Linked DNA regions of Mus musculus: regions 1 and 3 are each linked to region 2. A link is a loop called in an ENCODE intact Hi-C map of the cell type or tissue named here. Cell type or tissue: heart. All regions are shown on one strand.

What was found. Hi-C counts contacts between places; a loop is a spot of excess contacts. Peaks named below come from ENCODE experiments on the same cell type or tissue, not always from the same donor. Only the 100,000 strongest peaks of a DNase experiment are listed, where the experiment ranks them.
Region 1: it touches region 2 in a loop (2.2-fold over the local background); 16 of 42 quality-filtered maps call a loop at or near these places.
Region 3: a loop joins it to region 2, with 3 times the contacts of the local background. A loop is called at or near these places in 15 of 42 quality-filtered maps.

Annotation. Positions count from the first base shown.
Region 1 is chr13:3,537,713-3,540,212 of GRCm38, reverse strand. It overlaps Gdi2 (guanosine diphosphate (GDP) dissociation inhibitor 2), which reads right to left and starts at 2,138. Exons shown (of 11, transcript NM_008112.4): 1 at 1,870-2,138. The coding sequence starts at 1,914. In heart, a CTCF peak has its summit at 1,547; DNase peaks (open chromatin) are centred at 1,552 and 2,202; H3K4me3 peaks cover 2,500 bases; H3K27ac peaks cover 1,744 bases.
Region 2 is chr13:3,405,497-3,407,996 of GRCm38, reverse strand. No RefSeq gene overlaps it. Among named protein-coding and RNA genes, the nearest start is that of 2810429I04Rik, 71 kb to the left of the region's middle. In heart, CTCF peaks have their summits at 1,188 (motif pointing left) and 2,038 (motif pointing left); a DNase peak (open chromatin) is centred at 1,156.
Region 3 is chr13:3,632,983-3,635,482 of GRCm38, reverse strand. Asb13 (ankyrin repeat and SOCS box-containing 13) reads right to left here and starts at 1,451. Exons shown (of 6, transcript NM_178283.4): 1 at 1,308-1,451. The coding sequence starts at 1,350. In heart, a CTCF peak has its summit at 1,510; a DNase peak (open chromatin) is centred at 1,412; H3K4me3 peaks cover 1,314 bases; H3K27ac peaks cover 742 bases.

The DNA of each region.
Region 1 (2,500 bases), 130 kb before region 2:
TGCCTTTTAATCCAAGCACTGACCAACTACTGGGAAGGCTAGAAGGTAGAAATATCTTTTAAATTCAGGGTCAGCCTGATCTATATAGGGAGTTCCAGTATAGCTAGGCTACAGAGAAAGATCTTGCCTCAAAAAAATAAAAGAAATTCAGTCATTCATTCAAAGTTAAGTAGATGGCCTTGTAGGTGAGCAATGATGTCTATCTCCAGTCTACTCTCTGGGCAGTCACATGTTACTGAGCCTTGAGCAGAACATCTTGGCCTTGCCTTTCATCCCAACACCCAGAAGGCAGGGATAGGCAGAGCTCTGCATTCCTGGACAACCAGAGCTACAAGGTGAGAACTTGTCAGAATTCAATAATCTCTTCTAGCAATCATTCATCACTTCAAAGAGAAAAATAAGCTTTTCCTAAAAGTATTAAAAGAAAAAAAGTAGAATAAAAAATCTTGAAGGTTTTCTCTAAAACAGTTATTTCCGAGTATTTTATCTTAAAGATATTAATTTGATTCTAAGAAATGCCAATGCAAGCTGGGCGGTGGTGGAGGCAGAGACAGGCGAATTTCTGAGTTCGAGGCCAGCCTGGTCTACAAAGTGAGTTCCAGGACAGCCAGGGCTACTTAGAGAAACCCTGTCTCGAGGAAAAAAAAAAAAAAGAAAGAAAGAAATGCCAATGCATTTCAACAAAGTCGAAAGCCGTGGGGCTCTTATTAAATGACTTGGACATTTGATGGATAGACATATGGGATCCATACATCAATGTTCCAGATGAAGTAATTTACCCATAATTTCACATTCAATACCCCCCCCACACACACACACCGCAATTGATATTCAAAATGGTCGGTTCTCTTCCCAACTCCTTTTTGCAAAAGATCAGCCCTTTTGTCACAGTGGGGGGCCGGGGGGAAAGCACAAAGTATAAAAACCTGTCTATATTTTTCCCATATTTAAGCAGATAGATACTGACGAAAACGTACTGGAGCATTAGGGACCGCCTTACATTTACATACCAGTACATTCACACTGCGCATTTATTTTCTAACCTCCCAGAAGTGTAACAAGTACAGAGAACTTAGCCTCCCCCTTCTCAAGAAACTGTGGCGGCACGCAATAAACCAAACAAAAGGGAAGCACGGGCCGGACGTGAAAAGTATTTAACAGACAAGTTTTGAGAAAATTCATTTCCCATTTCAAGCGAGTGGATGAGAGGGCAGTGAAGCAATTAGAAAAAGGGTGTTTGTTTTTTTCCTAAAGAAACTCGTTTCATGATTTTCTCTAGAAACTTAAGTTGGCCAAACTCTAGGACAAATTATCGATCAGCGATCATCCTTCTGTTTGGCTTTCTGCGCCCTGAGACTAGCTGAGTAAGCTGCTGCTGCTGCTGCTGCTGCTGCTACTCGCCACTTACATAGGAAGTGCAGGCGCCAGCAGCGACTCCCTCCCGCTCGGTCCAGGGCTTGCCTGCTTCCAAGCGGGAGAGGTCATTCACCCAAAGGGGAAGTGCAAGGAGCACAAGCTGTTTTCCCGGTCCTCTTCCTTCCTGCAGGAGGACGAGGCTGTCTCTCTCCGGCTGCTGGGCGGTTCTGCCCTCAACTTCCCAATGGGCAGGCTTCCCACGGACACGTCCCGGCTTCCACATCCTGGTTTTCCCTAACACACTACCGACGCCTTCAAATCACTGCATCCCAACAAGCCACGACCTCCCTATCCCAGACTCAACGCGGGCGAGTGGGGACGGCCCCCAAGGGGGCGCAGACACCGGCAGTTCGGGCGCGGGCGAGGCTCGTGCACACCGATGGGACCCGCCCTCGCCCCCGGGCCCGGCGGAGGCCGGCCGGCCGCGTCTCCCCGCAGCCCGCCGCAGCTCACCGTCAGGCCGGTGCCCAGCACGATCACGTCGTATTCCTCATTCATGGCGGGGAAAGGAGCGCACGCGGGGGCTCGGAGGCCGCCGTAGAGAAGGGAGCGAGAAGTCCGGCCGCTCTGGGCCCCGGGGGTCGGGGGGAAAGGGAAAAAGCGAGGAGAGGAAAAACGGAGCTGAGGAGGAGGAGAGGCCGGCCGCCACCTCAACGGGAAGAGAAGAGCAGGGAGGGGAGGGAGGGGAGGCGGGGAGAGCGCGGGGTGAGGAGAGCGAGCTCCGGCGCCGGGGCGGGGCGTGCGAGAGGCCGACGGCGCCGTCAGTCAAGGGGATCCTGCTCTCTCATTGGTGAATTTCCTTAACCCCACCTCTCCCCCCCTCGTTCCCCTCTCGCGAGAGAAGGGCGGACTGCTGCCATCTTGGCTTCCGGTTTTGCGCTTTTTTTTTTTTTTTTTTTTTAAATTTCACCCGTCTTGTGCTCCTGTGGTATGGGCGGCGACATGCGAAGCTGAGGGTCTAGTTGAATAGGAGGAACAAGGCGGAAACTGCAGCTGGGCTACCACGTGCCTGACTCTCGCGCCAAGGTGTGAGATGGAGCACGGTTGTTTAGGCTTCGGGCCACGGAGCCCAAGCTCCGCCCTT
Region 2 (2,500 bases):
AAGTTCTTTTATCTGTGGAGTACCTTGCTGCTATTGCACAAGTAAGTGTGTGTCTGTGTGTGTGATTTTCATATATGCATGTATTGTATATTGGGCCTATCTCTGCCTCTCAATAGCATTATCCTTTCTTTTCTTTCCTCTTTCTCCCTCAGGACAGTTTTACTTTGTTTATGTCATCGAGACATTCATATTTTTATACATCCGCATAAAATGTAGGGACACACGCACACCGAGTGAAACAAAATTAAAATGAAAAATGAAAACATGCAGTCTTTTTGTTCAGTATTCATTAGCATATTCTTTTCTTTGATTTTTAAATACAATTCATGTATAATAATTAATGGTCAATCAGCTTGAAAAATTTCCTTAATGCTGATAATAGCTTTTTTATTGATATCCTTGTGGTTTTCATACATGTTATTATGCTATCCGCAGAAAAAAAATGGGTTACCTGTGCCTTTTTTATTCTTATACCTTTATATTAATAAGTGTCAAGAAAAACCTTCAATAGATTATTGTACGCTAGAATATGGCCCAATGTCAACTTTTAATTCTTACTAGTGACAGAACTTAAAATATCACATTTGTCCATTCTGACCACAGCAGTATGCTTTCTATAAGAGTGATCGCAGCCGGGTGTGGTGGTGCATGCCTTTAATCCCAGCACTCGGAAGGCAGAGGCGGGTGCATTTCTGAGTTCAAGGCCAGCCTGGTCTACAAAGTGAGTTCCAGGACAGTCAGAGCTATACAGAGAAACCCTGTCTCCAAAACCCAAACCAAACCAAACCAAACCAAACAAAACAAAACAAAAAACAAAAAACAAAAACAAAAACAAAAAAACAAAACCCTAAAAAACCCAACAAGTTTGATCGCTGGCCAGGCAGTGGTGGCGCACATATTTAATCCCAGCACTTGTTAAGCAGAGGCAGGCAGATTTTTGAGTTTGAGGCCATCCTGGTCTACAGAGTGAGTTCCAGGACAGCCAAGGCTACACAGAGAAACCCTGTCTCGGAAAAAAAAAAACAAAAAAACAAAAAAACAAAAAAAAAAAAAACCAGAAAAACAAAAACAAAAAACATTGATGGCCACTTACTAGGGCTCAGTGGCCACACTCCACAAATAGGGAAACAGACCAGTGGTGTTATTGCGACCCCTTCTGGCCAAAGGTAGTTTATGTGCTTGTCCTGATGAAATGAGGATATAGAGACCAAGTATGGGATGCCACCTTGTGGAATAAAGAAGTTAGTGCAACTGAGTTGTCTTCTCCCACAGTTGCCTTGGCTGGCTTCATTTCCAAGTGTTGGAGGAGACCTGAATCATCCTTACCACAAGGACTCCTCTCTCAAAAGAAACCCAGCCTCAGTTTTAAAGAAATGGACACTTGATTTCCTGTAAGATTCGTGCGCATCCCTCAATCTGGCAAAAGTCCAAAGGACTTTCAGACTCATGAAACTGCTAGGCAACCCAAGGCACTGAACGTCATTAGACAACTCAGGCCAGTGACTTCCATCTAGTCCAATAGAAAAATACCTCGAAATACCCAGCTAAAATTCATGTCAGATGTCGTGAATCATCTAAGCTAATAGCATAGTTTATAAAATTCCCCGGTAAGCACTTAGTTGTTTGTGGTGTCATGGTGGTGGCCCACTGTTAGTACAAGAACTCAGGTAGGAGGCAGAAGTAGGTAGATATCAGGGAGGAGAACATCCTAGTTTACATACATAGTTCCAGGCTAAATACAAACAGAGACAAATGTTTGATTACCAAATACAATTTTCAGTAATTGACATCCAAAATGAACATGTTATTGCAGATGTGTGTCCCTTCTGAGTGCAGTGTAAGATCAAACGTTATCATGGCAAAATAACATTCATGAGAAAATAAACCGGAGACACTAAGGAGATTAGGACAGCAGTAATAGCCATGGAGTAATGGTGATTCTGTGGTTAAGAGTACTGGCAGTTGATCCAGAGGTCCTGAGTTCAATTCCCAGGTACCATGGTGGCTCACAATCATCTACAATGAGATCTGGTGCCCTCTCCTGGCCTGCAGGCAGAATGCTGTATGTGAAATAAATCTTTTTTTTTAAATATTTTTATTAGGTATTTTCCTTATTTACATTTCCAATGCTATCCCAAAAGTCCCCCATACCCTTCCCCCCACTCCCCTACCCACCCACTCCCACTTTTTGGCCCTGGCATTCCCCTGTACTGGGGCATATAAAGTTTGCAAGTCCAATGGGCCTCTCTTTCCAGTGATGGCTGACTAGGCCATCTTTTGATACATATGCAGCTAGAGTCAAGAGCTCCGTGGTACTGGTTAGTTCATAATGTTGTTCCACCTATAAGGTTGCAGATCCCTTTAGCTCCTTGGGTACTTTGTCTAGCTCCTCCATTGGTGTCCCTGTGATCCATCCAATAGCAGACTATGAGCATCAACTTCTGTGTTTGCTAGGCCCTGGCATAGTCTCACAAGAGAGAGCTATATCTGGGTCCTTTCA
Region 3 (2,500 bases), 230 kb before region 2:
ATTGTGACATATAGCCTAGGTTGGCCTAGAACTCACAGCCCCACTGTCTCTACTTTCTGAGGGTTAGGATTACAGGTAAGAGCCCTCATGCCAGGCTCTGATGCCAGACTAACCCCTATCTGAACAAAAAAATGTATGCTTAGTAGGCTTCTGTGGTTAGCCATCCACTGCCTAGTCACACGAATCAAATAGTGACCACGCTATCAGGGTCAAAGTCTTGTGCCAGCCAAGGGTGCCAAGAAAAACAGGTGCTTATTAAAGAGGCTTTGATTGTTCTGAAGGAGTTTGTTTTGAAGAAATCAATTAAAAGATCTATCTACCTTGTTATGATTGTAATTACAATCATAATAAATTGCAGCTAAATTAACTCGATTTTCTTTACATTACTTTTTTTTTTTGGTTTTTGAGACAGAGTTTCTCTGGGTAGCCCTGGCTGTCCTGGAACACACTTTGTAGACCAGGCTGTCCTCGAACTCAGAAATCCTCCTGCCTCTGCCTCCCATGTGCTGGGATTAAAGGCGTGCGCCATCATGCCCGGCTTACATTACTTTTTTTTTAACTCACATAAAGGAACATTTTGGCTTTCTTTCTTCTATTTATTTTCAAGCTATTGAAGCACAATGTCATTGTCCTTTCTATTTACCATATTATTATTTTGTAAACAAGAAAAAAAATGTACTTCTCCAAAGAATGCTCCTTTGCCTTCAAATTCATTTTATGGATTAAAACAGCCCAAAGGTACAGAGGACACTTCTTCAGCACCAGGTATGTCCCAGTGTTGGGCCATGACCTCATTCTGGAGCAGACTCCCTGGTTGCAGCTGCTGCAACCTACAGGGTATGTGTAGGATGCTTTAAGCCCCGCAAGCAATTCACTGCACCAAACGTGGTGCAGTGACCGCAGTAGGCTCCGGATGAGGCTGCCAACCAGTGTACACTTTCCAGACTCTGCGGGTGAATTGGGCAACGACCCCGCATGCTCCCCAAAGTGTGCGGTGCTCTGGTAGACTGGCGGTTCTGAATCCCATACCTGGTGCATCACAGAGAAGACCAGCTGCACAGTGCACCGGCTAGAAACAGGGCGACAGACATTAAACGTCGGTCTGAGATGACCAGGATCGTCCGGGCCCTACTCGAATCACTACACCCCACCCCAACGCCTCTGACCACCAACTTGGAACGGCGCGCGATGCCCATCTCTGGGACAAAGGCCACCCATGAGCTTGCTCTGTCCCCAAGTGCTGATCTCCTGGTCCTGACTCCAGCCCCGGTGTGGTGTCCTTGGCGGTTGCGGCGCGAAACACGTACCCACATCTCCCAGGAAGCAGCCGTCCCCGGCGCGCGGCTCCATGCTGCTCGCCCGCTGGGCTCCCCTGTCTACCGGCCTTGTGACTCAGAGCTCTGGGACCTGAGCCGGGACCTAAACCGAGACCTACCCCGGAGCGCAGGCCGCTGGGCGGGGCCTGATTGCTACCATGGCCACCGCTGGGAGTTGTAGTTTCTGTATCCGCCGCGTGCCACCTGAGCGTCCCCACTCCGCTGTCACTGCTGAAGGGTGACATGCAAATCAGAAGAGTGCAAAATATGTGTCCGTGTTGACACCAGTGAATATACGTCCATTAACAACTCCTGTGTTTGGCAGAAAAGCTTAAATCCCGGTGTCCTAGCTAAAAGATACGTTCGTATGCAAAATGTTTAGCTCCTCAAACGCGTGCCCATGTGCAAAAAGTGTTTAGCTGCCAAAACTGGCCTTCTGTGGTTTACACTGATCCCGCTGAGCAAAGTATTCAGTCTCTTCATGCCTGAAACTTTGAAGAAAACGTTTTCACTGAAGATGGTGATCAAAATGCCTAACTTCTTTCTTTCTTTCCTCTCTCTCTCTCTCTCTCTCTCTCTCTCTCTCTCTCTCCCTCCCTTCCTCTCTCCCTCCCTCTCTTTCTTTCTTTCAAAATAAATCTTAACTTTCAAATAGCTGGTATTCATTGAAGAAAACCACGTTTCTTGGTGAATGGTTTTAATCAGGTGTTTCACTAACCAGTTTAGCAGAAGGAGTTGGAGCTCTATGAGCAACCTAGCAGAAAGGAGAAACCAGTCTTCCCAGGGGGTTCCAGGTCAACCAAAAACGTGAGATACTTGGGAGACACTCTCATCTTGACCAGTACAGAGGCTCACGGAGGAAATACAACGTGACTTGAACATGATAACATCAGAATCACTGGAAATAGCACTAGAAGTCATCCTTTGAGGTAAGGATGCTTGGATGGCCGGAAACTTCATCTGCACCTTGGACCACAGGTTTAGGAGACCTTGAATGGTATCTGTTGGGAACCCGAACTTCTGGAATAAACCTTGGAATAAAATTCCAAATCTTTTAGTAAAAGGATCTGTATCTATTTGGCCATTTGTTTATCAAATTTTGGCTCTTGTGGTTTTGTTTTTGTTTGTTTTGTTTTGCAGGGGCATTTGTTTTGGTTTTGCTTTGTTTGATGTATATGTGAGTG